2 separate regions of the Homo sapiens genome follow, and region 2 is linked to region 1. A link is a loop called in an ENCODE intact Hi-C map of the cell type or tissue named here. Cell type or tissue: endothelial cell of umbilical vein. All regions are shown on one strand. Links, peaks and the distances in the headings refer to the core of each region. The heading gives the core; the rest is flanking DNA.

Region 1 (15,270 bases), core at 4,786-7,285:
ACAGGGCAGATAGAACAACATGGATGAATCTCATGAATCTAGTGTTAAGTTGAAAAAGCCAGACATGAAGGAATTCATATCATATGATTCCATTTGTATAAATTTCAAAAAGCAGATGAAATGAAAATACAGTGCTTAGGATTTCATGCTTAGGTGGTAAACCTTTTGGGTGGGGTGTGGGCATGTGTAATAATAAGGAAGGGTCCCCCATCATCTGTATGGCAGGATCCTGGAGCTGTTGCTTTTCTTACCCTCACCACACTTAGGCCCAAAGAGATCAAGGAAGGGAGAGGTTACTAGAACTTGGAAGGAGAGACCCCAGTCAAGTCAGCTGTCTTGGAGCAGTGCTTTTCTTTTGAGAGACGGTAAGCTTGAGGTTCCCTTACAGGAAGGAACCAGGGAAATGTACACTGTGACCTCAGGTTCCTCTTGGCCTAAATCTCCCCTGAGGCTCCTGTTAGCAGGAAGCCAGGGGCCCATGAGCCTTTGCATAGAGTTTGGACCCACCAGCCTCTGGGACAGAGAACAGGCTAGGGAAGGGAAAAGAAGCAAATGGATTTTCTGGCATGCTGTACTTTTCTGTATATGTGTTACCTTTCCTATTTAAAAACTGCCTTATAGCTTGTGTAAAGTGCATGCTGTAGACACTAAGCACTAGTTCTCTTGGCTTCGTTTGTCCCCTTTTTTTCTTTGTAGCTTATTTAAATTTTTCCTGTCTTTAGACTGGGACTGGATAGCTGTGCAGGAGCCCAGCATGTGCCACTAACTGACCAGGTTGTCTTAACCATGTTAGCTCATTTCTCTGATGGTCACTCTCCCCAGGGGCAGTTGGGTGAGGCCTTCTGTGAGGGGTCATCCACTTCCGGCCTTGTGTGATTTGAAGGCATTCCTCTCCCCAACTCTTTGCATTGCAGAGAGTATTTTACCTTTGGTCTTCCTCTGAATTTCTGTAGGACTGTGGATAGGAGCCGGCAGGATAGGAGCTTGGAGGCTGCATGGAAGCCTGAATGCGTCCAGGATGCATTTCCTAAGTCCTCATCCCAGGGAGGAAAACCAAGAATGTGTCTGCTGAAGTTTGGGCCTACTCTAAATGCAAAGCACTCAGTCCCCTGATGGGGTCACATTAGTTCCTGATCTTTGCCATCGCTGTTTTTTTTTTTTTTTTTAATTGTTCTTCAGTGTGTATGTTTTTTACCATATTTTAAATTTATTTTTAAGTCGACCTCTTGGAGACATTATAATCAACCTTTAGAGGAAGACGTGTTGTTTTTTTCTTGGTAATAAAACTGCATTGATTTTGGTTACTCAGACAAGGTATTTACCAGAACTCTCCCTTGTATGCTTATAAAATAAAACTAGTACTCCATTCAGTTGAATATTTGCAGCAATGTTATCTTCTTATTGCTAATACCATTTGTATGGGTAGACTTTATGAGAAGTTTATGACTTTCAGCTCATACAGCTTCTTGCGCTCAGCAAGCCACAGTCTAAAGAGAGTCTTAACTGAGAAGGGAAGGAAGGAGGCAGGCAGGACCACCCTGAGACCCACAGGCCAGCTGCCGCTGTGCTTCTTTGGAAAAAAGGTTCTCAGACTGTGTTGGCTTACATCTTTCTGCCTCTGGTGTAGGATTTGCTCTTCTAACATGAATGGAACATTTGATTTAGGATCAGTAATTACAGGTTTTAGAACTGGAGTTTGAAGTATCTGTGACACATCTCTCTTTGACAGTCATGTGGGTACTGATCCCTGATTGCACTTTCACCCCTTTTCTTCTTCTTGTTCTCGTTTTGTGTGTGCCTTGTGAACAAGGACCTGGCACGTGCGTCTTCAAACGTTTCAGCGCATCTAGAGTAGTGCTTCACCCAGCAGGCCCTCAGTTAACAGGCATATGGATTCGACTGGTGTTTGTGTTTTTCTGTAAGAAAGGTTATGCCATGTCTCAAAAAATGAATGGCTAATGTTTCTAGGTAGATACAATTACAAAGACGTACCAAATAAAATAATGAGACAAAAAGAAATAGGTAGATTGGGATTGGCTGTGTAGAGGTTTTAAGGTAAAAGTGGGCAAGTTAAAAAGGTTTCGTATCAGAGAAGTTAGTTGCAATTTATTGAATGTAGGAGTACTCACACAGTTTATTTGAATATGAAATAGATCCAGATTTCTTATGTATGGTCTCCGGTTTTCCATACCGATTGATAGTTCAGGGCTGCTTTGACATAAATACTGTGCTTCTACTGCCACCTACAGATGATTAGTGGGTCTTGGAGCTCTTCACCTTTACCCCTTCTAAAGTCTCTTTGAAATTGAAATAATTTTTTTTAAAAGCTATTAATTGGTAGAATATTATAAAATATTTTAATGTTACTTTATGAATATTTCTATATTATATTACATAATACTATATAATATGTAGCTTTATATAATAGATATGAATGTATTCCTCTAAAACAAGGTGGCCAATCTTCTGGCTTCCCTTGGCCACATTGGGAGAACTGTCTTGGGCCACACATAAAATACACTAACACTAATGATAGCTGATGATCAAAAAAAAAATCATGGAAAAAACTCATAATATTTTAAGAAAGTGTACTAATTTGTGTTGGACTGCATTCAAAGCTGTCCTGGGCCCATGTGGCCCATGGGCTGCAGGTTGGACAAGCTTACTCTAAAACATTTTGGCTTGTAGACCATTTCTGCCCTCTTTGGAAGCATCCTCTTTTTTAGGAAACAGTTTTTCTCTGTAGGACTATGTGTATTCCTGGGCTAGGGCCTTGAGAAGATTCCATTTTAACTCTTATTTGTATCTGATATTATACTAAGATATTAAACATAAATGTGGCCTTAGAACAAATTTGACATGTTAAATATATATATATATGTATTAGACAATTTATCGTCTTAACCATGTTTAAATGTGCAGTTCAGTAGTGTTAAGTTCATTCACACTGCTGTGCAGCCAACCTCCAGGACATTTTCATCTTCCCAGACTGAAAGCCTGTACCCATCATACAGCAAATATCTCTTCAGTCCCTACTTTCAGTTCTTTTGGGTTATATCCCTGAAAGTGAAATTGCCGGATCGTGTGGTAATTCTGGTTTTAGTTTGTTGGGGAATGGCTGTATCGTTTTCCCCAGCAGCTGCACCAGCAACACAATGCCCAGTTTCTCCCTATCTTGGCTCGCAGGCACACCTCTCTCACACTCGCCCTTCCCTCCCCTCCCTCCCTTCCTTTCCTGTAGTAGCCATCCTCATGGGCATAAGGTGGTGTCTCATTGTGGTTTCATTTCCATTTCCGATGATGAGTGACTTCAAGAATCTTTTCATGGGCTTCTTGGCCATTTATATATATTTCTTCTTTAGAGAATTGCCTATTCAAGTTCTTTGCCCATTTGTTAATCTTTCTTGGTTGTTGAGCTGTAGGAGCTCTTTATGTAATCTAGATGTTAATCCCTTATCAGATGATTTGCAAATATTTTTTCTCTTACTCCGTAGGGTGCCTCTTTTCTTTGTTGATTGTGTCCTTTGATGCAATTTTTGGAGCATATTTTAGGCTTGCTCATTTATCATATTTTGATGATAAGGATGAATTTCATAGCTTTAGATTTCTAAATGGTGAGGGGAAGGGAGGGGAGGTTATCCTGAGTAAAATCAATGAGTCCTTTTGGAACCTTTCCTCATGACTTAAGCCGAAGCAGTATTTTCCTGCAGTCCTCAGCACCTTTGCCTTGTCCAGGAGGATATAAGTAAGGAAGGAAGAAACTAGCTCTGTTCCAGAGTCTGCTCACTTCAGAGCCTTCCACTTGCTACTGCTGCTTTCTTATGCTCTGAAAGGTATCTGCCTTTATTATTATAGTCATTTGAAATTGAAAGAGTAACATTTATCTTTTTGTAGCATTCTTGGTCCCTGCTGTTCTGATTAATATTTTATCAGTGATAAAAAATACCAAAATATAGTGTGTTTGCTCATCAGATTTGCAAATTACAAAAACTAGGAGGATATTTCAGTAATGGTGGAGGCTAAGCTTCTGTAACAAACCGCTGACACAGTGGCTCAAAGAGCGCAGATGTTCATTTCACTTTTGTAACCACCCTGTGGGGTAGGCAGGCTCTGTACCGGTAAGTCGTCAAGGGCCTGGTCTGGTGGAGCACCTCTGCTTTCCTCAACATGTGCCTTCCAAGGAGGCTCCATGGCTTCTGCTTCCAGCTGGTGTGGAAGAAAGAAGGGGCATGCAGGAGGAGGGATTGCCTTTCCCCAGGTGCCTTCAAGGTTGCAGATGTCACTCCTGCTCCCAAACCATTGGCAAGAACTTGGTCACGTGGCCACACCTAATCACAGGGAGGCTGGGAGATGTAATCTTACCTGGGCAGTTGTGTCCCTGGAGATAAGGGAACAGTGGGTTTTCGGGGAGCTGCTAGCAGTCTTCTCAGAAGAACAATAGCTCTAACACATTAGCTGCCTCAGCAAGCTGGAGTTTTGGGCTTTATAGTCAAAATATGAAACATAGAAGGAGGCCAGGCATGGTGGCTCTCACCTGTAATCTCGGCATTTTGGGAGGCCAAGGCAGGCAGATCGTTTGAGTCCTGGAGACCATCCTGGGCAACATAGCAAAACCTTGTGTTTACATAAAATACAAAAAATTAGCCAGGCGTGGTGGCATGTGCCTGTAGTCTCAGCTACCTAGGAGGCTGAGGTGGGAGGATCACCTGAGCCTGGAGGGCCGAGGCTGCAGTGAGCCATGATCCTGTCACTGCACTCCATTCAGCCTGGGCTACAGAGTGAGACTCTGTCTCAAAAAAAAAAAAAAAAAAAAAAAGAAACACAAAAGGTAAAGAAGGTAAGAGAGAGAACATTAGGTCTTTCTCTTGAGTCTTAAAAATCAGCTGTAGAGGCACTGAATGATAGAGTTGTTTGGCTTGTGAAATGGCATCATGGAGTGACTGCCAGTTGACACTAATATGCCCCTAGATGCCATTTGTAGGATTACAGGGAAACAAGGATGTTGCTGGTGGTCCAGGTTGGCATCAGGATGGGGTGGAGATGGAGATTGGCCATGGGAGAAACAGGTGGAGAACAGGCATTGCTTACCCCAGAGAGAAGAAACTGGGGCAGAACTGTCTTCCACTGTTGAAAGGGCTGCCCAGTGAAAGAGGAGTTAAATAAGGGGGGAATGGCCTGTGGTGAATGAAGACCACGGGGACATGCTACGGGATATAGCTTTGGGCTTGGCATAAGGAGTAACTTTGCAGCACTCACTGTCTCAAGATGAGGTGATCTCCCTTGGGAGCTGCTGAATTTGACACTGAGGATACTCAGGCTGTGGCTGGGAGAGTGCGAGGCAGGGGTGTTGCAGGAAGTCCACTCATTGGTAGGTACCACAAATGGAGTGCCTATGAAATCCCTTTAAACCGTGAGCATTCTGTGGTTTAAATGAGCTATATTCTGATTCTGTGCTCTTCTTTATTGTGAGATTCATAAGTAGGCTTAGAGAACTAGAGAAATTAATTGGAGTCCAGCCAAGGGACCGCATTTCCCAGGATGTTCTGTGCAGCCTAGTACTGGTACAGCAGAACTTGTTCCAGGACATAATTCACTGCAATGTAGAGTTATTATTATATTTCTCAAATTCTGTAATACAAAGAGGTTTGATATTTTTTCTATATAATCTAAGTGATTGATTTTTTGCTTTCTTATAAGCAAGGGGTATTTTTAAATTTTGAAGTACGTACTTCCAGAAAGTCTTTATAAATACTTAAAGAGGAATAGAATGAGAAAATCCTGACACCATTAAGGTAAGAGCTAAATAATGAGTTGGTAGGGTGACATATTTGAAACATTTATAAAATAAAATATTCAAAATAAATTACATTTTTCATATTATTACTACGAATTCTTACAGAACTTCAATCTAGACTGTAAGCTTCCATGTTAAAGCTGTTTTCCCCTTTCTGAAATGAGCATGCTCAGCAGTTCAGTAGGCATTGCCTGCAGTAACACTGCACTAGATGGCAGTGTTACATAGAACTTGATAAAAGCTTTAACTCCTCTAAAATAAGTTATTAAATGGGGATCATATGGTGAAACATTTTTGTAATAAATAACAGAATGGTATTATACTTTATACAAACACCTTTAACAGTTTGATACCCTGTGACTATTTCATAAAGGCGTGTGCTGTAGTTAGAATTAAAAACTGGTATTGTGTATGTGTGTTAATTTTTCCTAAACAACACAATAAAGTATTTTAAACACCACTGGTATAGCAATTGTGAAACTCCTATGATGTAAACCTAAGAATGATTTTTAGTTCTGATTATTCATGGGCTCAGCTCAGCACAGTTCCAAATTTTAACTACGTAAGGTGAGGCAACACACTACTTGGCCCTAATAGTAACATTAAAGAAAAAAATAATCATTATCTGAAAATTATTGAGCTAATCAAAGAGAATTGTAAGCAGATATTTTTATCAAGGGCATATGGTAATATTGTTTGCCATTTTGTGTCTCTTTGAAGTCTTATATGAACCACAGACTGTTTTCACTAGAATGCACATGTATGTAAATGTTAATAAGAAAATAATTGGAATTTAGCAGAGGTGAATATTATGGTCACATTTATAGTCATCAGCTTTTGTCTTCCTAAATAATGCTCCTTAGCTAATTCTTGGGCACAGATCAAGTGTTAGATTTTAATTACTACTTTTTACATTTCTATATCAATGTCCAAGATTATAGTGGTATCAACAACAAGTAGAATATTTTCAAAACCCAGAAAGTAAGTAAGTAGGGAACGAGAGTTTGTACTTAGAAACATAGTTAGATAGAAATTGATGGTTGATGGTGTGGACATGCACATGAGTTCTGAAGAAGAATAAAAATAAGGAACAGGAAGCTGAACTGTAAAAGATGATTTTCAGTACATTGCGTACTTTTATTAACTTAGAAAATATGCTAATCTTTTATGGTAAATTATGGAGGAAGTCAATTTCAGTCATGTTTTAGGAGAAGAAAGAATTTCCAAAGTGAGGAAGAGAATAGCTTGACACTTCCTTGTATAAAGTAGCCACTTAGTAAATGTTTGGGTATTTATGCATGCATGAATGAATGAGAGAATTCTACCTCATATTTTACAAGAGCAATCGGCTCTTTTCTGATTTCCCCAATCTTTTTGCATTCTCTTTTCCTCTTGTTAAATTATTTGTTGAGCACCTACTTTATGATAAGCCTTGTTCTGGGCTCTGAGGATCCTGCACTGATCAAAGCAGACAAAATCTTTGTCCTCATCGACTGTACATTGTAATTGAGGGTAAAAGACAGTAAACAAAATAAAAATTTGTAATATATATATGCCAGATCATGATCTGTGTTGTACAAAACTAAATAAACTAGGGAAGGGAATGCCAGGGTGTGAGTGGGATTGCAGTTTTAATAATTCTAGTAAGGAAAAGCTTCAGAAATCAGGTAATATTTGAGCAAAGACCTGAAGGGGTCAAGGTGTGAGCTATGTGGAGATATTGGGGAAAGTATTCCAGATATCAGAGACTGCCAGTGCCAAGGCCCTCAGGTGGAGATGGGACCATCCCGTACGTGGACAGCTGGAGCAGAGTGATGGGGGGATGGGGTGTGGGAAGATAGCAGGAGATGAGGCCAGGGAGGTAAGAGTGGTCACTGTCCTGTCAGGCCATTGTACTAATTTTGGCCTTTAATCAGGGCATTCGGGAGCCATTGCATGATGCTTTGGGAGATGAAGTCATGTTGGCCTGTGCTTTCTTTTCATTGTTTCCCATTCTTTTTTAAAAAAGCACTTAATCATTTTATACATACTTAGAGTTTTTAAATTGTTTTTCACTTCTGCTTCTCAGGTTATCAAATTCTCCCTCAGGGTAGTCTGTTGTTTCTTAGAGTTTTAATTTTTTATTGTGAACTCATTTTCAGTGGTTTCATTTGCTCTTCGAGTCCCCATGTCCCCCAGCTCACAAAAGTATCTCTGTTGAGGGATTTTGTGTTTACTACTGCTGGGTCCTGAGGGGTTTTTGTTGCCTGGATTAGCTTTTATATTATTTTCTTACCTTAGAGCTCCCAGACCATTCAAGTGGGGGTAAATCTAGGCCACAAATTCAGGTATGATGTTGGCCTTAGATTTTAATTTTTTGTTAGGACTGTTTGATCTTTTTGTTTCCAAGGCTTTTAATGTAAGCTAACTTTCTTTGTTGTTTCAGCAGACTATAAATGGAATATTTTTAGTCTTCTCTCTAAAAGACAGTGATCTTTGATGGTCTGGGCTCAGTCCCAGCTCTCTTTCCTTGAGCTGCTTAAGGTCACCTCTTTTAGCTCTACTAGACCTAAAAATCCCAGCCCTCAACTCCAGGGGCTTGTATCTAGGTCAAGTGCCTTGTGGGCCACTAAAGCAGCCCATATTTTAATTTCTATCTTTGTTTCTGATATCTGGGTTCATTAGAGAAATTTTTAAGCATGTATAAGAAAGGAGAGAACACTGTAATGAACCCCATGTTTCAACATCACCCACTTTCAACACTGATCAACTCATGGCCACCTTGTTTTATCTATATCCTTAATCTTAAGCCATTCTCATGGGCCTGTGACAGACTCTCTTTGGCATATAAACCCAGGAGCAGGAATGTAGGGTCATAGGATATATGAGTGTCTTAGTAAACTCGTGCTGTCATAGAGTGGGTGGCTTACACAGAAATTTATTTTCTCACAGTTTTGGAGGCTAGAAGTCCAAGATCAGGATGTTGGCATGGTCAAGTTCTGGTGAGGGCCTGCCGTCTTCCTGACTTGCAGATGGCCACCCTCTTGCTGTGTCCTTACATGGCTGAGAGAGCTCACTTTGGTCTCTCTTCCTCCTCTTACAAGGGCACTAATCTCATCATGGGGGCCCCACCCTCATGACCTCACCTAAACCTAATTGCCTCCCAAAGGTCCTACCTCCAAATACCACCACATTGGGGGCTAGTGCTTCAACATATGAATTTAGGGGTGGGGGGAGACAAAGTTCAGTGCACAGCAGCATGTATATTGTGTGTGTATGTGTACATTGTGAGTCTGTGTGTGTATCTGCTTTACTCTCTATTCCATTGGTCCGTGTGTCTGTTCATGCTCTAGTATTTTTAGCCATTTTGTTTTTGTAGTATGTATTGATATCTAGTAGAACAGGTTACTCTTTTTTTTTTTTTGGTTCATCTTTTCAAGATTAACCTAACTATTCTTCTGTATAAATTTTAGAGTAAGTTAATCAGTTATCTTTAAAAATTCAGCTGGAATTTGAGATATTAATATTTTCTTTTATCTCTTCTATTAGTATACCTATTAATATATTTTATAACTTGAGGTTCATCTTTTCTAAAAATGTTGCTTTCCTAGTTGGTAATATTATTCAGTTTGTTTCTTTTTTGTTGCGACTGTGTTCTAAGGTTGCCTAGTGATTTTGGCCTCTTAGCTCATGTTTCCCTGAAAGGTGTTAAACCACTTTGGCAGAGTCAGATTAGGTTAAGAGGGGCAGTGAGCACCCAGGATAGAGAATCCACAGCCACTGCAGGACCTTTGTGATCCACTCCTGTTTGGTGAGGTTCCAGAGGTGTCTTGGCTAGTGAGGGATTCATTTTTAAACTCTCAGAAATTAGCAGTATTGAGAGTAAGCGGTTTCTTTATATGGTAGTTTGCCTGTCCTGGGGGAAAGGAAAGATGTAGAGGAAGAAATGATTAAGGAAATGCTATCTCTTGGTAGGTACCTACCTCTTAAGGTAGGTACCTTGCAGTGTGGCTGTTGATGAATTTAGTGTTGATCTGATTATTAATACTTTGTGACAGTTTTGATGAGGTGCTTTGGAGTGATGAATCCAAGCAGATTCATCCATTTGGGTTGTACACTTGGTGTGGGCCCTGTCAAACAGGTGATCCCTGTATTTCTCTTCTTGAATTTTTCCTGAATTATTTTGATCACCTCCTCTTCCATTTTTCTCAGTTCTTTCTGGAAATCCTATTACCTAGATGTTCAGTCTCCTGGACAGGTCCAGTTTTCATCTTTTTTTTTTTTTTTCCTGCTTTCTTTCTCTGTGTTTTTGCTCTCCTTGCTGGGAGGTTTCCTGGGTTCTACCTTGCAATTATTCTAATTAATATTTTAAAATAAATTTTTATTGAGGTATAAATGTATATATCTTGAGTCCAGAGCTCACAGACTTTTTACAAAGTGACACCTTCTAAGCACCATCCAGTTGAAGAACAGAATGTGACCCACTCCCTAAAAGGTCCACTTTTGCTACCTTACAGTTACTCCTTCCTCCCAGAAGTCTACACTGACTTTTAACACCCTGATCTAGTTTTGTCTGTTTTTAAACTTTACATAATAGAGATGTGGACTCTTCTGTATCTTGCTTATTTTTTTCAGTATTCTGTTTAGTTTCACCTGTGTTGCTGTATGTACCTGTAGTTAATTTTTTTTCCATTATTGGTATAGTATTTTGGTGTGTGAATACCACCATCTATCCATTCTACTGCTTTTTTTTTTCTTGAGATAGGGTCTTGCTCTGTTGCCCAGGCTGGAGTGCAGTGGCATGATCACAGCAGCCTCGACCTCCTGGGCTCAAGTAATTCTCCTGCCTCAGCCTCCCCAGTAGCTGAGACTACAGATGCACTCCACCAGGACTGGCTAGTTTTTTTTATTTTTAGTAGAAACAAGGTCTTGCTATGTTGCCCAGGCAGGTCTTGAATTCATGAGCTCAAGTGATCCTCCTGCCTTGGCCTTCCAAAGTGTTAGGATTACAGGCATGAGGCACGTGCCTGGCCTCATAATACTGTTAATGTTAATGGACATTGGGATTGTTTATAATTTGGGAATAGTACAAATACTGTTATTATGAATATCCTTTTTCCTTTTCTTTTCTTTTTTTTTTTTTTGAGACAGGGTTTCACTGTTGCCCAGGCTGGAGTGTGGTGGCACGCAGTCATGGTTCACTGCAGCCTCAACTACCTGGCCTCAGGTGATCCTCCCACCTCAGCCTCCCAAGTAGCTGGGATTACAGGTGCGCACCACCACTCCCAGCTAATTTTTGTATTCTTTGTAGAGATGAGGTTTCTCCATGTTGCCCCGGCTGGTCTCAAACTCCTGTGCTCAAGCAGTCCTCCCACCTCCACCTCCCAAAGTGCTGGGATTATAGATGTGAGCCACTGCATGCAGCTTGAATGTCTTTGAACATGTCTTTTGTTGCATATATGTATGCATTTCTGCTGGGTATGTACCTAGGAGTGGAAAGCAGAATCATAGTGTATACATATGTTTAGATTTGGAAGATACTGCTAGTTTTCCTGTGGGTCAGGCATTTAAGAGCAGTTTAGCTGGGTGATTCTGGCCTAGAGTCTCTCATGTGGTTGTACTCAGGATGTCAGGGACCACAGTCATCTTCAGGCTTTACTGGGATTGGAAGACTCACAGTGCTGTTGGCAGGAAGCCTCAGCTCCTCACCACGGAGCTGCCTCCTGACATAGCAGCTATTACAGCTTCCCCCAGGTGAGTGGTCCAAGAATGTTGCAGTCCTTTTAATTTTAGTCATTCTAGCAGATGTGTGGTGATATATTTTTGTGATTTCAGTTCACATTTCCTTGATGACAAATGAGATTGAGTAGGTTTTCATTTATTGGTTTGTTGTTTTGGTTTTCTTAAAAATATTTATAACCTATTTTAAATTTTTATTAGCTCTTTATTTTTTGAATATTCATTTTTCCTGACATCCTGTTTTCATTTTGTGGATGCGATATTTTTTATCCCTCTCATATTGAGGATAGTTTCTTCACTACCTGCCTCTTCTACCCACCCCCCAGGTTTTATTTCTCTACACAGTTTATGTTTCTTCTGAGTTCCTTTTTACCTCTTTGTTTTCTGCTTTTGATGTCAGGAGTTTTCCTTACATATCTCTAAGCCTTTGATTATCTGTTTGGATTTAAGATCCAGCTTTTTAAAAGCTGATTGGAGTCTCGGGATGAGGTCCTCGATGACCATGGGCTCTGTCATAAGGTCCCCTGGTGAGGATGTTTGGGAATGCCAGTGTCAGGATCTGTGCATTTGTTTCTTCCCTGCTCACCACCAATGGGTTGGTCAGATTCCCCAGATCATACTCTCCACTCTAATACCTGTAGGGTGTAAGCCTGGGAGTCTTAACATTTACTAATAAACCTTGACTTGAGTGGACAAATTTTGATTTTTAGTATTGTATTTGTACTGTCAGTGGTGTCTGTGAGTCCCTCCAGTCTCAAGACCTTCCGTTTTTCTGCTTCTAAATAATAAATCTCCAGCCATCTGCCAAGATGGGGAGAGGCAGTGAGGGGTGTTTTCCAACGCTAACAAGTAGTACTCCAGTTCTTCTGAGTGTCCAGCAGTTCAATTCAGTTCTGACACTTTCTACCTGGAGTTAGTATCAGATCCTACAAGTCAAAGAGCTCAGTCTCAGAAGACTGTCTCCACTTCAGATGCCAGTCACACGTTTCAGGACATCTGTTCTTCTGACTGACCCGCTGTAAATTGGGGGTTCCCACAAGGTCTGTACCCCCACCAGGTCTGATACATTTGCAGGAACGTCTCACAGAACTCAGGAACGTATTTTACTTACGTTTATTGGTTTATTATAAAGGATACAACGCAGGAACAGCCAAATGGAAGGGCAAGGTGCGAGGGTGGGTGAGAGTGCACGGAGCTCTCGTGCCTTCTGTGGGCACCCCACCCTCTCAGCACTTCCATGTATTCACCAACCCAGAAGCTGTCTGAATTTCACTGCAGAAGAGTTTTTATAGGGCTCCATCTCCCACCACCCCACTTCCTGGAGGCTGGTGGGTGGTGCTGAAAGTTCCACCCCTCTAGTCACTTGGTCTTCCTGCTGGTCGGCCAGCTCCATCTGAGGCTATCCAGGGGCTCTACCTAAATAACCCATTAGGGTAAATTCAGATGTGGTTGAAAGGGGCTCATTATGAAGAAGAAAAGGCACTTCTGTCACTTAGGTGATGCCGAAGATTTTTTGGGAGCCAAACACCAAATACATTTTTGTAGAATACCACAGCCAGCCAGCAGGTGGGTAGAGTTCAGGGGGTGGCTGTGCAGTGCTCTGCCTTCCTCTTAGCACTTCTGGAAAGCCCTGGCCCTGCAACCTTTGGGAAGTCAAATGTTAATCAGGTTGCCTCTCAGATTTCACCACTGGTGGCTTAGTATTTGGTTTTCTCAGGTTTGCCAAGATAGCTACCCTGTATAGTGTTGCTGTTTTCTAACTTAGAAAAATTTTTAGGATCATCTACTCTTCATCTTTGTGGGCTTATACCTTTAAAAAAAATCCTTTTAATGTCACTCTTATGAGATTTTAGGAAAGAACAGAGGAGATAAATATGTATGTTCAAACTACCATCTTTAAAAGGCAATATTAAGGCCAGGTGCAGTGGCTCATGCCTGTAATCCCAGCACTTTGGGAGGCCGAGGCAGGTAGATCACCTGAGGTCAGGAGTTCGAGACCAGCCTAACCAACATGGAGAAACCCCGTCTCTACTAAAAATACAAAATTAGCCGAGCATGGTGGCACATGCCTGTAATCCCAGCTACTAGGGAGGCTGAGGCAGGAGAATCGCTTGAACCTGGGAGGCGGAGGTTACAGTGAGCCGAGATCACACCATTGTACTCCAGCCTGGGCAACAAGAGGGAAACTCCATCTCAAAAAATAAATAAATAAAATAAAATAAAAGGCAATATTGGTTTTTAAAAAGGTGTGTGTTTTAAGAATACTTGCAGTTGTGAAATCATTTTTTTCTCCATTGATAGTTACCTCTACAATCATTCAGACATTTTATTAAGGCCATTTTACATTGTGTCATCCTCCAGCATCACTCTCTTACTTGAAATAAAATAGGCCTTGTAATCACTGTGCTCTATTGTCTCACTTTCTGGGCCTACTTACTGGGGCTTTGAGTATTTCAGGCACTCTTGCCCCATCCCCTCTGTCACCACCCGCAAGCCTCATCAAGCCTCTAATCTGGAGGTGGGTGGTGGTAAATGAGCAAGAGGGAACTTGCTTAGTCTCGGGATCCATCTGTAGGAACATAACGTTCTTCTAATATCTGCAGATACCCAGTTTCTGCAGGATAAATTTCCTCATGGTCTCCCCATAGAAGGGCCTTTCCTGCTGTTCTCGATGAGCAGATTAATGTAGGGCACAGGTCTTACCTTCTCCATGTTTTCCAGTTCTGCCTCTTGCATTGCACAGGATAAAGCTTTCCAGGACTAGGCACAGATAATTTCGGAAGCTAAGAAATAGCTGTGATGGTGACACCAACATTATTCTGTGGATTAATTTGGTTATTTAGACCTATTTAAAAGAATCCATTATAGGTATTTTATGTAATATTTTTCTTAAATTTGTAGTCCTGTGTGTGGCTTTCATTTGGGCTATGCTATTATTAATTAACTGTTACCACATTATTAATACATGTGGCAATAGAGTTGGTACCAGGCAGTGGTATTCACTTTCTCGGGCGCGTGAAGGGATTGCCTGTCTGGAGGTGAGGGCTAGTCAGAGAGTAGCAGCACACCTACAATCATCTGTGGTCATCTCGAATTGCAACCGTTGGAGTATTTTTAAGGGAAGTGGGTATTGTGGGCAAAGTTAGCAATAAGTGACAGTTAGCTTTCTAAATTATTGTGTCTCTGCTTTGAATTTGGGCTAAATAGCCAACATATAAATAATCATCATAGCTTGAAAAATGATCAGTGTCTTTAAAAGTGAAAAAAAGTGATATTTCTCAACCTAAAAATAGGACTACCTGGATCTCCAAATTTGAAGCGATCACATTAACATGTTTGGAATAATAGATTAGATAAGTTGAATGGATAGATATTTTAGATATCTTCTCTCCTTTAATTCCTATTTAAAAAATAAACTTTGTTGATAGGGTTATATCTGTTTTACTGGTACGAAAACATTTTTAGAGAGACTAAGAAATCTGTCCAGGAACATATAACTCAGTTGAAATTTTAACCTACATCACTTGAATCTAAAACCGCCATGCCTCCAAGTCAAGGTAAAGCAACAGAAACTGTCAGGCTTATGGTTCCTCATGATCATCAGTTTGCAGAGAATTATATTTCTGAGTATTGATTATAACAAATGTGTGTGAATGTTGACTTTCCTTCATGAGTTACTCAGTATTTATACTGAGAAAAGTAGACTTTAGTCTGCTGTTGTGTAGCCAAAGCCTTTGGATTTTAAGCTGTTCCCTTTC
Region 2 (15,270 bases), core at 8,202-10,701, 51 kb after region 1:
GTGAGCTCCTAAACTGTGCCAAGCATTGTGCCAGGTGCTAGGAGAACCAGGACTGCCTCTTCTTCCCTGTCCTGGGGTGCTCAGCCTGGGAAGAAGGACTGATACGTGAGGAATTCTAGACTGGGCAAGTGGGGGTAGGAACCCGCTGTGCCGTGCACCTCCGTCTGCCACCCAGTCCCTGCCATCCTTCTCACTGGATGGCTAGCCAGGTGTATCTCACATCTCTGTGTCCCCAGTCCTGACACAGTGCCTGCACTTAGGCCTTACTGGCTGGAGTTTTCCCTGTTCTAGCATTTGCTGCGTTTGTGTTGATAGCAGTTGATGCGGCTGCCATTTATCACATTTGTTTTGTGTGTGTTGTATTTTGGTTTGGTTTTGTTTTTAACAGTAGAATTGAGAGGACAGTGCATTTTTTAAAATAACGTAGTCTCTATCAAGGATGAGAAATTGCGCAAGAGGCCAGGAGGGTCCTGTGTTTCCACAAAAATGGCACCAAGGACAGTTCTTTGTAGAAGTGAAACATATGTTTTGCATTTTTCTCGTGATAATGAAATAATTCTTTTTTTTCTGGTGCCATTTTCCCAAAAGTGGGAAAATAAAACACAGACTGAGTAATTAAGCCAAGTGTTTAATGGAAAACAGGTGCAAGCTTGTGCCCAAACCACTCTACTCATTCATATTACCTGCCTAGCACTTGTAGGAATGTAAGATTTCCGTCCTGTGATGAGTTCCTTGAGGTCAAGGACTGCTTCTTTCTCTTGGACGTAGTTGTAGCTCCTGTGCTGGGCATCTTACCGTGACATCCTTGGCACGCATTTGATTCACTGATTCATTGCAGTGGTGAAACTGACATAGCTTGGGGGCCACGAGGAGAGCCACCAGCTGCCAGGAGGAGTCAGAGAAGTCTTGTGGGAAGAGCTGAGCAGTGTTGCACAAGCTGAGTTTCCTAGGCAGGAAAGTGGAAAGCAGAACCTGCGTCAGTGGAGAGTCAAAGCAGCCAGCGTGTTCAGGGAGCAGCTGTGTGGATTTTTGAGAGGGCCTTGTGTGTGTTGGGCCAGATGAGGGGAAGCAGAGAGGAGGACAGTGGTGGCAGACTCCAGTGATGAAAGCGAACTGGGGAGCTTTGCCATCACATCTTTATGAAGCATTTTATCTTTGGATACTGGAGCCTATGGAAGGAAGGGTTTTTTTGTTTTGTTTTTTATTTTTTTTTGTTTTTGTTTGTTTGTTTGTTTTTTGAGACGGAGTCTCGCTCTGTCGCCCAGGCTGGAGTGCAGTGGCGCGATCTTGGCTCACTGCAAGCTCTGCCTCCTGGATTCACGCCATTCTCCTGCCTCAGCCTCCCGAGTAGTAGCTGGGACTACAGGTGCCCACCACCAAGCCCGGCTAATTTTATGTATTTTTAGTAGAGACGGGGTTTCACCGTGTTAGCCAGGATGGTCTCCATCTCCTGACCTCATGATCCGCCCGCCTCGGCCTCCCAAAGTGCTGGGATTACAGGCGTGAGACACTACGCCCGGCCGGAAGGAAGGGTTTTTAAGCAAGGGAGTGTTGTGATCAGAGTTGTATTTTAGGAAGAGAGTACTGCCAACAATGTTAAGAAATGGATTAGAGAGAAGCAAGACTGTAAGTAGAAAGACACATAAGACTTTTGAATCTGTCAAGGTGAAGGTGTCAAATTGACATTCAGAACCAGGTGAGGGGTGGGCAGGCAGTTTTAGGTCTCACTTCATTTTCTTAGCCCAAGCTATAGAAAGGGTTGAGATTGTATGAGGAGATGAGAGAGCAAGAAGAAAAGGCTATAATGGAACCATGGAGAAGCCAGAAGAGTGGTGTAAGAAATCACTGGGCAACCACTGAGAAGCAGGGTTTCAGACAAAGGGAGGAAGGAATGTGAGGAAGGGAGGGCCAGAGGTGAACCGTGCCAGTGCCATGGCGACAGATCACTGGACAGGGCTTGAGATGAGGCTTTTGGATTTGACTGAAGAATTCTAATGTTTGCTGCTTTCGATTTGTCTAGTTTCTCTCATTAGATTTTAGTAATACCTGGGAAGAAAACATAGCCTCCACTTTTCTCACACTTAGTAGGTGCTGAACCACTTCTTTGCAGTGGTTTCAGGAGGGTCAATAAGGATAGAATGATTAGAGTTTTCATAAAGTGTTCTATAAGTACAAATTATTTTGGACATGAATCATATTTGAAAATCAATATGTATATCTAAGACCATGCTTTCAGACTGAAATAAAATTATAAGCAGTGTTACTTCAAAGATACATCTGCCATTTGTGTTTAAAATTCACTATTATAGTGATTTTTTTTTATTTGTTTGCATAGCCTGGCACCTGTGTTTGCTCTGTTTGTACCATTTTACTGCTCCATACCAAGAGTCCAAGTGGCACAAATTCTGGGTCCGTTGTCCATCACAAACAAGACATTGATTTATATATTGGGACTGCAGGTACAGTATGCATTTTTATGTTCACTTTTCTTTAACCAGATCTTTTTTTTTTTTTTTTTTGGTCTTTTTCTCATTTGATCTCCTTGAAAACAATGGTTTTTTTCCCCCCATAATCTTGGCTTCATGATCTATATCAAATGTTTAAAGGAAGTGTTACAGAACAAGAACATCAAGGTATAGAAGATACTAGAATACTTTCATAGTCTTTAGAAATCTGATAAGAGCTTTCACTGTAATTTGTATCTGTGGAAAATATTTTCATTTCATTGTACAATTGCATGTGCGTACTTTTTAACAATCATAGTATGAAGTGGAAACAAATGAGAACAATCAAAAAGTAGAAAGTAGAAAATCAGTGTCAAAATTAATTTATTGAATACAGTGTCGCAAATAAAGCTCTGAAGAAGAAACCCGGTGTGCTCTACCAACCCGAGCTTTGGGGTTTTCAAGAAGCATTGTCAGCTTGATTATTTCCTTGTTTGTGAAGCTGTGATGGTAGCGTCACCATTTGCTAAATGGTTTGCTGTGAAGACTACTAGAGTACTACTGTCCAGGTTACATTTGAAAAGCTTCTTTGCCAATCCTCAGCGAATGTCAATTGCTCCCTGCTGGGCTCCAGGTCTGTGGTAGGAGAATGATTTTCAGTTTTCTATCTGTACTACCTGTCACTTTTCTTTTACTCTCACGGCTTTTGATGTAGTTTTATTCTACAGCTTCCTGTGTCACCATGTGTCGCTTGGCCTTTTGATCCACTGATTAATACTCATAACATTCCTTATCCCACGCACTCTAACCGGATACTGGCGTCACTTCAGAATGCCTTCCTCCCTCCCCTTTTAACCTTTAGCATTTCCTCTCACTTCTCCAGTCTGCTGTCATGTGTTATCAATGGCTCATCTGGGGCGTTTTCTTACCACTTTTACAACCGTTTCTCATGAAATCTTTTTATTCTCCATCTCTCAACCCCCGTACCGTTACACGCCCCCTGATCCTACCTGATATCCATGTAACCAAATAGCCCGTTTCTGCATTTGATTCTTATGAGTAGGATTTGCTATAGCAGATTTAATATTTTTAAAGTTGTTGTGACAGAGGCCATGTGGAATTCGAAGAGCACTCCAGACCTCCCTCAGGAGACCCAAGTTCTAGTCCTAGCATGGCTGTCTCCAGCCATGAGACTTGGGTTGAGTCATGGAAACCCTCTGAGCCTCACATTCACTGTATAGTTCTTCCAACTCTAAAGCTATGTAGAATCTTTGAGAATGAAAACACTGTTTTATTAATTGTGGAGTAGGAGTTCAGTGTGGCATTGTGGAAAGTCTTTGGAGCCAGGTTGTTGAATTTCGGTTTAATGACTTGGTCTGGTAATGATTTGCTTTGTCACTTACTTTTTCTGAGCCCCCATTTCCCCATCTATCAAATGGGGATGATAATATCTACCTTACAGAGGTATTTTAAAGATAGCATGAAGTGTTTAGTGTAATCTGAACAGATAATAAGAGTTAAGTCAATTGGTTACTATTAATTAATAATTTATATCTCTATAGCTACCACTATTCATTTTTCTGAGATTGTAAATGTATTTCTTGTTTTGTTTTTGGCATAAAGCAAGTAGTATGTTTCATCTCTCGGGGAAAGGGGGTCTTAGTTGGATGAAGAGGCACAGCATGGCCTTCATCACGGGGCCATTGTAGTAGGTTGGTGCAAAAGTAATTGCGGTTTTTGCCATTAAAGTAAGGCAAAAACTGCAGTTACTTTTCCACCAACCTAATATCTAGTGCCGTTTCCACAGTGTTACACAGCTCACCATGAGGGATCCCCCTTAGCCCTGCCGAAAGCAGAAAGGTAGATGCAACTACCACGGATAGTTTTTCAAAATAATATAAATTTCCAATATTTTTGTAATATTTCCGGTAACTTTGAGAGGGAGAAGTTGAGATCAGAAAATAGAGGTGGAGATGCCTCATTGCCTCCTTGATAAAATCTAGGTCCTTAGCATGAATGGCATGCAGGGTTCTTCTTGACTGTCTGGTGTCAACTCCCCCTGTGCCCACCTTGAAGGAGTGTAACTGAACTCCTTTGTGCTAAAATGTCTGTCCTCCACCTGCCTCCCTCCCCTCCAAGCCTTTGCATGTGTTTCTGTGCCTTTGTCTCTCCCCACTACAACCAGGGACATTGTTGAATGAATGAATGAATGGATGAATGAATGAATGAATGAATGAAGACTTGAATCATAATCGGAAGAGCCAAAATGCTTAAGGCTCATTTAAGTATCCAATGACTTGAGAGCCCATAACATCATGCCCTGTGCAATGGGCTATGACGTTGTGGGCTCTCAAGCCATCCAATACTTAAATCAGTATCACCCACTGGGTGAGATGTAGCCCCTGTCCTCAAGGAGCCCAGCCATGAGAAAACACACAGATACTGTGAAGACATAGGCAGACATAATGGGGACCACACAGGCAATGAGAGGCTTCAGAACCCAGAGGAAATTACTTTTTCAATGACAAAATGATACGCTCTTTTTACTTGCGTATGAGACCTGGAAGAGTGGAGAGCATGGCTGTAGAGCCAGTCCTGGATACACTCCAGCCCACCACCTGCTAGCTGTTGACCTGTGGCAAATTGCTTAACCACTCGGTTTTACTGAAGTGCCTTGAGAGCAATGCCTGACACATAGAAAGTGTTAGCTAGTCTGTTATTCTTTCTATTTTTAGAAGAAAATTACAGCAAAATATTTGTCTACATGGTTCCATCCTTATTATTATCAGAGTCATTTCCACTGAACAAACGTCCGTGCTACATCAAAGGTTCAGATTTAAAGTTGCAGCCTGTGCTCATTTCTAACTGAGCCTATCACTAGAGCAAAGCTTGCCAGCCTCTTTATCTGAGTGTGTCAACTCTTACCTTTTGTGTCTGTCTTCTTTCTGTGTGTCCTTGGTAAGTGTGCAGAACTTTGAGGTTTTCATCTAGCACAATGCCAGCGATGAACCTGGGCTGTCCTGCCTGAGTATCCTGCCTCTTCTTCCACAATCAGAAGTAAACCCCCAATCTGAAGTTCTAAAAATTAACCAACAATAACCCACAAATCATTTCTTTGTTGCAGGAACACTTTCAGAGTCCTTATGATTTTTTTTTAATTACCCTGAGCACAACTCTAAGATATAAACGATTTGGAAAACAAAGGGAAGAATTTCATGAGATCTAATTCTAATTACTTTTGCCATTAATTAACTTTGTTCTGTTATTTAGTTTGCTCTTCCTTGGGTGAACTAGAATGAGAATATCAACACTTGAGAAAGTTACCATTGGACATAGACCTAAGTAGGCTGGCAGGGTTCTTCCCATCTAAATTTAGGGTGACAATGTTAAGAAATTAAAATGAGAAAGTTATTTACATAAATATCACATCATTGCCAAGCATGGGATGGTGATTACCTGTTTTGTATGTTGTTAATTCTAATAATTTCTTTATATGTAGTATTTTACTTTAAGTCAGTTGAAATTTGTAAATAACATCATACTTGGGTTTCATTTATTTTTCTTTGCATGGGGTGTGGGCCAGGTTCAACTTGTTTTAGGCTATACAAAGTCTGATGTCTGAATAAAAAAAATTAATATATAATTTTCTTTTAAGTAACAGTTGATATTTACTAATTTTCCATTTGCTTCTCTGTATTATGGCATATATAATTAATACTTTATATAAATGGTCATGACTATAGTTATGTAAAAATAAGTGTGCTGTGACTGGCAGTTGAATTTTATTTTTAGTTGCCTTTTTTTTTTCTTTTATAGCTTTTCACCTCTGGTTCCTACATCTGGATTGTAGCCATAAGTGGACTTGTAAGTGTGACTACCCTTTTACACCCAATTCTCTCTCTCTCCTGTAAAAACATTAGGAAAATTGTCCTATTTAGATTGTGCGTCATATTCAACTGTCTCACCATTCTTTTTTTTTGAGACAGAATTTCACTCTTGTTGCCCAGGCTGGAGTGCAATGGCTCGATCTCAGCTCACCACAACCTCTGCCTCCCGGATTCGAGTGATTCTCCTGCCTTAGCCTCCAGAGTAGCTGGGATTACAGGTGTGTGCCACCACGCCTGGATAATTTTGTATTTTTAGTAGAGATGGGGTTTCTCCATGTTGGTCAGGCTGGTCTCAAACTCCTGACCTCAGGTGTTCTGCCCGCCTCAGCCTCCCAAAGTGCTGGGATTACAGGCATGAGCCGCTGCACCCGGCTCTCAACATTCTTTTAACCCATGGCAGGTCTGGCTCAATGTTACTTCTGTGGTGATTAAAAAGGGCCAGTCACGGCCAGGCGCAGTGACTCACGCCTGTAATCCCAGCACTCTGGGAGGCTGAGGCGGGCAGATCATGAGGTCAGGAGATCGAGACCATCCTGGCTGACATGATGAAACCCCATCTCTGCTAAAAATACAGAAAAATTTGCTGGGCGTGGTGGCAGGCGCCTGTAGTCCCAGCTACTCAGGAGGCTGAGGCAGGAGAATGGCGTGGAACCCGAGAGGTGGAGCTTGCAGTGAGCCGAGGTGGCGCCATTGCTCTCCAGCCTGGGCGACAGAGTGAGACTCCATCTCAAAAAAAAAAAAAAAAAAAAGGCCAGTCACAGGGAAAATTGAGACAAAGGAGGCCAGTTTGTGCTTTCAAGGTAATTTTGATGAAAGTTTTAGCTGGGCTTGTCAGTGTTGTTTTTAAATCATAGAAAAAAAAAAAGCCTGAAAATGAAGAAGTTGGACTTACTAAAAATAAGGAGAGATAGTCTGCTCATTTTGTAAAAAGACATTGTCACACGAGGGAAAAAAATAATGCCAACTGGAAAGTCAGGTGGGTTGGACCTGACCAAAGTCTCATCATGGAAGAAGGGAATGAACCAAGCAACCTCAGTATGTTTGCTGGAATTTTTTCATCTTGTCTATGCTATTGTATTTTAATAATAAGCGTTTGTCCTAAATTCTCTGTGAGGTATTAAAAAAAATTAGAGCATGAAGTGGAGTTTTATTCTTCATCCATGACTTAAATTTAAACCTCCAGATTTATAAAAATAAATTTTAACTAGCGGTTATAGAGCATAGATTTTATTTCTTTCTTAGAAAAGACTTAAATGACAGAATGGATTCATAATAATACACATTTCACTGCAATCACTGTACACATTTCAAATAAATTATCACTATCCTTGTTTCTTGGGTGAATGACTGGTATTTGGGGCTAGTGTGTCATCCTGTACGCCTGCTTACCCCTCTTCTTCCTTTAAGCTCTCTGTATTATTCCTTTTCTGTGTTCATTCTTTGCTTAAAATTCACGCCTTTGTTCCCCACAGCTGATATGCTTGCAGCCAATATTCTGGGGCTCCAAGTCACTTTGTTTTCTCCTCCCTAAAAATTTTCACATCTACCCAGATACCTGATTTGGCTTCAGGACCACAGAGCTAAACCCTATTGTGAAGTCTTCAAAACACCTAAGCTATCCGTCTGGTATTCTTGAGACTTGTGGTGGCTTAGGGCCATCCTGGGGTTAGACTGATTCTCTGGGACACAGGTGCCAGACTCCCCCAAGTCTAGGCTCACCCAGTTAGAACTGTTGCGTGACTGAGGAAGACTTAACCAGCCTGAGAACAGCAAAGAAGGAGCTCATTGCTTTGATCATGAGAGATGCCTGAGGATGTACTGTTTGTTCCATGGCATATTTGTTTCACTTAGCAGTAATGGTTTTGAGTTCTGTTTTAAATATTTTCCAAAAGCATTCAAATATTGAAGTACCTTATTGTATACGATTTCATTGTGTTAGTTACTATTAATTCTTTTACTCTCCATATTTGTCCCCTTCCTTAGTAACTCTTATGTGACTCAGTTTTTTAAAACACATTCCATTTTCTTTCTTTATTCTTTTTTTAGACTCCTAGCTTTAAGTGCCTGCTGTCTCCTCAGAAAGTTGCATTGTGTGACATTCAGTGCACTAAAATTGGAGGTTGCATTTTTCATCTCTTTATAGTCTTTTTAAAATCTAAAATTATATGTTATGATTATAGTCTTTTCCGGTACACATGTTTAACAGGTAGTGGGGTACCTGTTTTAACTTTTTAAAAGGAATCAGACGTTTAAAATAAAATTCTTGACCAAAAAAAATCCCTTGTTTCAGAAGGGTGAATAGAATTACAGTGTGTTTGGAATATAATTCAAAGATAATGTAGCATTTTAAAGAACCCTACTAATAATAAACATTTCTGAGCCTTTTACAGTCATTGATTCAGCCAAAGTTACCGGCCTTCTACTATGACAAAAAATCTGATAAATCTTCATATTAACCTTGTTCTTTATTACTATTTTACCATAATTAGATGACTGTTTATTTAAAATAATTAATATTCATGAATCATGGCCAGTTTTCCTATGTTCCTATACCATAAATGTTGGTGCTTGTTTTGAACCTAAGGAACATTTTCTTTCTTTGTCTAGAAAATTCTCATTTTTATTATGAAATATTTACTGTGATGTGGCATACTTTAGATAAGGAAGATTGTAAAAGACAATATCAGTATTATTTGTGAGTGTTTGATTTACACACCACTGACTATAGGATCCAAGCCTGAGATTCACAAAGCCACAGTCTGCCTATTCCAGATGTCTCTTGCTCAACATGACTTCCCCTCTTCCTTTATAGATCAAGTGACTTCCCTTTTTGGGGAGATATTTATGCTAAATAAAATACTAACAAAATAAAATTCTTACTATGCAAAAGAAATGCACAGATAATTATAATTATAGATGATATTCAGTGTTTTGGGGAATGTTACAAAACCTGTTGATGAGATTTCACATTTTAGTATTGAAACCAGTAATTCACTTAACCATGTGTGTTAAGCAATGATTTTATTTCATTCTGGCAATTAATGTGGTTTTTAAGAAAAAGAGTATTTTTTAAACAAAGATATTTGTATGAAACATGAGTAATTTGTTATTTGCTGTCATAGAAACCAAAAACTTTACTCATGCTTTTCTGGAAAGCTGCCAACTTTGGATTGAGCTTATTTTATTTAGCTAGGTACTGGTTGATTTATTTTGTTTAGGCTAGCTTTTTTGTTTTGGAGACAGGCTCGCTGTGTCACTCAGGCTGGAGTGTAGTGGCATGATCTTGGCTCACTGCAACCACTGCCTCCCGGGTTCAAGTGATTCTCGTGCCTCAGCCTCCCAAGTAGCTGGAATTGCAGGTGCACGCCACCAAGCCCGGCTACTTTTTTTGTATTTTTAGTAGAGACGAGGTTTCACCATGTTGGCCAGGCTGGTCTCGAACTCCTGACGTCAGGGGATCCATCTGCCTCAAAGTGCTGGGATTATAGGCGTGAGCCACCGTGTCTGGCCTAGGCTAGTTTTTAATCTCTCCTCGGTGTCCCTTATTCTTGCATAATTATAGATGTCTTTGAATATATAACTTTAAAATATTCCACTGATTAAAATAGAAGGTTGATAAATTATGTCAGTACAGTATTTTACTAGGTAAGTTGACCACTTTTTATCTTCAGTGATATCACAGAAAATAACTAAATCATTTTTCTGAGTTGAGGGAAGACAGTTTTTAGCTTACAGGAGCAATAGTAAGTTAGTTTGCCCAGGATGGCTGTCAGACCTCAGTCCTATTTTGTTATCCAGTAGAGACTCCAGCTGCTGCCCAGGAAAGGTGAGGGGGATTCTCTTGTACTTAAAGATGACTGTAAGATTATTCACATGTATCATTGATAAATGTTTTTGTGTTACCTTTTTCCTCATTTGACAGTTCTGATTTTTAATGCAAACATTTAGTATTTAAAATAGGACTTTTCATGAAATGTTGCAAAATTGTAATTGGAAAGCTTGGCTATTACAGCCAAGTGACATATATCAGTTTAAACAAATACTTCAACATTTCAGTGACCGTATCAACTGTTCTTCTAGATGTCTGGTGAGAGACCTTCAAAAATTGAAGTCAGTCTTTACATATTCATAATTCCACTAATTTTCTTACACATTAATACTTTTCCTTAAAGCATTGCTTACTTACTGAACTTCATTTAAATTCTTCTTGTGGTTCTGCAGAGAGCTTTTGAGCCATCTACATCTCAGAACTTCTTCATTTTCTACAGTTTTATGAATCATAGTACTGAGTCATTACCACAGGGATGCACCCTAATTCTCAAAAGCCGAGGTCTCAGGACTGATCTGATTCTGGCATGATTAAAATAGAAAGAGCCTTCTTTTGCCAATTTTCTTTTTACAGTTCACACATTTATCTTTACTTGACCCTCTTTTAAGCTGTTTGAGAGTGAATTAACAGGCCTATATTCCTCAGACTTCTCCCTTCAACGCAGCCCTTCACTGTACCCATTTCCTGCATTCGTTACTTGTCATGTACAGTATATCAGACTTTGATTATCTCTGATCCAGCAGCCTTAGTGTGGAAAAAAAACAATCTGTTACACCCAAAAGTAAGATTTGGGACTTCAAATGTGGTCTGAGTTTGGATTGTTTTCTGTAAGGAGTGGGGATCTTTAAAGCACTTCAAGAAGAAACACTTTACGATGGTGCAAGATTACAGAAGCCTTATCAGGGTTCGTAGATCATAGGACAGGGGTAGGGAAAATGAGCCATCTGGAGGGAGTCAAGACAGCGCATTTGCGGGCTGTGATTTGCCTTTCTCTCTTCCCTCTGTAGTACTTTTAAAGACAAACAAAAAAACCCAAACCACTGTCTTAAAGTAACTGTGAACAAATGGAAACAGCATAACCTGCTGTGGAAGCATAAGCATCTTTAGAGTATGTTTTGAGGCCCTGGCCTGCTTCTGGGCGAGGGATGGTAGGTGTGAGTTCCTCTGCGCCGCCTTTGCTTGTGCCCAGCTCTCTCTTCTCTCCGTGCTTCCTTTTCTCCTATTTAACCTTTTTTCCCTTAGATTGCTTCTCCATTGACCAAAGAGTGGTATAGGTAGCAGCTCAGATAACTCCTCTGATGCACAAGCCTCCCAGTTAAACTTACTTTAGAGATTTGGATTATTTTCTAGTAGTTCATTGAAAATGAGGACAGGAACTGCAAAGAAAAATCAAGGCTAACCAGATACAGTGGCTCATGCCTGGAATCCCAGCACTTTGGGAGACTGAGGCAGGTGGATCGCTTGAGCCCAAGAGTTCAACACCAGCCTGGCCAACATGGCAAAACCCTGTTTCTACAAAAAACAAACAAACAAACAAACAAAAATTTCAAGGCTGACCAAAGCCATGAGGGTGATGGGACTTGTGAAAGGACCACATGTAGAAGTTGAAGACAAGTAGCAGGTTCTTAAGAAGCATCCAAATTTGGAGGGTGCCTTATAATTAAAATAGCAAGTGTGATGTCAGTGCTTGTCCAATGTACACCCCACACACACTCACATTCACGTTGACTCATCCATATACACTCCCTTTTCTCCTTTTTCCTCCCTCCCTCTCTATGCTACCTTTCCCACTCCTGACCACAGGGAGCCAGGACTAACTGGAAGAAGCCTTCTATTAATATATTCTTCCTTGTGGCAATTGCAACTCAGGCCCAGGATGACAAATGGTGTCTTAGGCCATTGTTAACACAGGGAGGTAGCGACCAGTTGACGTGTGATTTTTAAATGCTCAGTGCAGAATAAATGAAATGATGCCATTGTCTTAATAAAGCTGGCAGATAGAATTGCCTTATAAAATTTATAAAAATAGCTATAAAATTTTATTATTGCAACTTATGTTCTACCTGTAGGCAAAAATCTAGCCTCCTTTCAAAATGCGACCTCCTCACCTACCCCTGTCACTTCTGTGAACCATACACTCCAACTACACACAATCCATTCCCAAACATCCACTTTCAGGATTCTGTATGATTGTGCAAACAAGTATTTTTCTTTAACAAACACACAGCACTTAGTATGTACCAGACACTTGTGGTAGATTTTTTACTCTAGTATTTTTGTTTGTTCAAATATATTTGGTCAAAATATGTTCTGCCCCTCTCTACTGAAGCCCTCCCTATAGGGCCTCTGCATGCCCTGTTGACATCAGGTTTTGTTGTTTGACTTACACTAGCCACTAAAATATGAACAGCAGTGACAAATGCTTCATCCAAGCAGAAGCTTGAAGAGCCACTGCCTGGTTCCACCATTGCTCTGTCCCCTTTGCCATGAGAAAAGCAGGGCCCGGAGAGGGGCAGCTCCTCAGACTCCAGAATGAAGAAGTCAAATGGAGCAGGGCTGTACCAACATGTAGCATGAACAGGAAAGAAATCTTTGTTATAAGCTACTGAAATTTGATAATTTGTTACCACAGTATAACTTAGAAAAAGCTGACTAATAGTACTCTTTTCTAAGCACTTTACAAACATTATTTTAATTAGCCCTCATAAAAACCTGAGGAACTACGGAATATTCTCCCTATTATAGATGAAGAAACTGAGGCACAGGGAAATTAACTACAGTCATGCACTGCGTAACAACGTTTTGATCAACAACAGAGTGCGTATTCAGTGGTGGCCCTGTGGATTCTAATGGAGCATAGGTAGAAACCTGGTGTATGGCACTCAGTGTTGGCACTGCAGATCAAGTAGGGGAAATGACTGATATTCAGTCATGGTGCCAGAACACTTGATTTTCTGTATGAAAAAATATATATAAATGAAAATATATATCCCATCTAGGTTTGTGTAAGTACACTCTGTAATGTTCACACGATGACCAGATCACATAACACATTTCTCAGAATGTGTCCTTATCATTAAGCAACACATGACTGTAATTTGCCAAGAACACCAGGTAGCTGAAAAGTAGTGGAGACAGGATTCAAATGTAGGTAGCATAACTTTAGTGTCTATGCTCTTTTTTTTTTTTTTTTTTTTTTGATACGGAGTCTCTCACTGTCACCCAGGCTGGAGTGCTGTGGCGCGATCTTGGTTCACCGCAAGCTCCACCTCCCGGGTTCACACCATTCTCCTGCCTCAGCCTCCCAAGTAGCTGGGACTACAGGCGCCTGTCACCATGCCCAGCTAATTTTTTTGTGTTTTTTGTAGAGACGGGGTTTCACCGTGTTAGGCAGGATGGTCTTGATCTCCTGACCTCGTGATCCACCCGCCTCGGCCTCCCAAATTGCTGGGATTACAGACATGAGCCACAGTGCCCGGCCTATGTCTATGCTCTTAAAAGATAGCTTTGCATAACCACATGCAGTTTCTTCCAACTATATCCCCTATTTCACTCACATATCCCTTCTTCTAGGAAGTCTTACTCATTTAAGTCCTGGCCCAACCCTTTTCCTGAGTCAGTCCTGACTTTATTTATGAGAGCTCTCCTCTTAAATTTTTAAGTGACAGTTTATAATTGTTGACTATAGGTATGGGGTTGTGCAGCGAATCTCTGGAGCTTATCGCTCTTGCTTAACTGAAACTTTATGCCTGTTGATTTTTAACTCTCCTTTTCCCTCTGCCCCCAGCCCCTAGCAACCACCATTTTACTCTCTGATTCTGTGAAATTGACTATCTTATATACCTCATATAAGTGGAATCATGCAGTATTTGTCTTTCCGTGACTGGCTTGTTTCACTTAGCATATAGGTCCTCATGTTTCATCCATGTTGTTGCATATTACAAAATGCCCTTCTTTTTGAAGGGCTGAATAGTATTGCATTGTATGCATGGACCACATTTTCTTCATCCCTTTGTCTGTTGATGGGCACTTAGGTTGTTTCCCCATGTTGGCTATTGCAAATAACATGGTGATGACATGAGAGTGCCGAGACCTCTTTGAGATCCTGATTCATTTCTTTTGGATGTATACCCAATAGTGGGATTGCTGGATCATATTAGTTCTATTTTTAATTTTTTGAGGAACCTCCATACTGTTTTCCATAGTTGCATCATTTGCATTTCTGCCAACTGTGCACAGGGGTTCCAGTTTTCCCCACATCCTAACCAACACTTGTCTTTTGGTGTTTTTTGTTTTTTTATAATAGCCATCCCAGCAGGTGTGAGGTGATACCACATTGTGGTTTTGATTTGCATTTCCCTGATGATTAGTGACATTGAGCATTTTTTCATGTACCTATTGGCCATTTGTATGTCTTCTTTGGAGAAATGTCTGTTTAGGTCCTTAGCCCATTTTTAAAACTAGGTTATTAGTTTTTTGGTATTGAATTGTAGGAGAGTCCTTTTAGTTTATAGGAATTCTATGTTATTCTTCATAATCTTCAGTGCCTAGCACAATGTCTACTTGATACACATTCTAAAAATAATTTTTTAGTTTAAAAACTTAATATTATCAAAAAATAATTTCTGTACTATAAAACATTATACTACATGATTGTCAGGATGCTTACAATGTGTACTGCCTTACTAGGTTCTTGATGTGTTCTCTATAGTGGTAGAATACCTGGACTGCCTATTTTAAAGATAGGGAGGCTGAGTTTCAGGTTGCATGAATGATGGGTGGTAGAACCAGGACAAAGGCCAGGTGTTCTGCTCCAGGCCCAGTGAGTCCAGCACCTTACACTGCACATCTCAAGGCTCTCATCCATGTCTCTTCCAGCCACGAGATGCACAGACACAGTTATTCTTAAAGTTTCCCTTAGCCACACCACTAGGATGAGGCCCCATTCATCAGCAATGGAGACATGATTCTGGAGGGCAATCTTGGGTATGAAGAGGTTTTCAAAGTCCCCAGAGGCCCTGAAAAACACAATCGACAACTTTTTGCAGCCTTCTGTGTGCTGACCAATAGCCAAGGAAAATTTTTTCTCATTAGCAGACTCTATTTTCTT

The links. Peaks named below come from ENCODE experiments on the same cell type or tissue, not always from the same donor. Only the 100,000 strongest peaks of a DNase experiment are listed, where the experiment ranks them.
Region 2: a loop joins it to region 1, with 4 times the contacts of the local background. A loop is called at or near these places in 6 of 110 quality-filtered maps.

What each region holds. Positions count from the first base shown.
Region 1 is chr13:99,263,819-99,279,088 of GRCh38, forward strand. The region is part of intron 4 of UBAC2 (UBA domain containing 2); the gene reads left to right. Among named protein-coding and RNA genes, the nearest start is that of GPR18, 13 kb to the left of the region's middle. In endothelial cell of umbilical vein, for the core only: a CTCF peak has its summit at 6,000 (motif pointing right); a DNase peak (open chromatin) is centred at 5,993.
Region 2 is chr13:99,311,762-99,327,031 of GRCh38, forward strand. It overlaps UBAC2 (UBA domain containing 2), which reads left to right. Exons shown (of 9, transcript NM_001144072.2): 5 at 2,336-2,459; 6 at 6,261-6,308. Among named protein-coding and RNA genes, the nearest start is that of GPR183, 12 kb to the left of the region's middle. RefSeq lists an enhancer at 2,402-3,601. In endothelial cell of umbilical vein, for the core only: no CTCF peak of the experiment used is centred there; a DNase peak (open chromatin) is centred at 9,490; H3K27ac peaks cover 1,602 bases.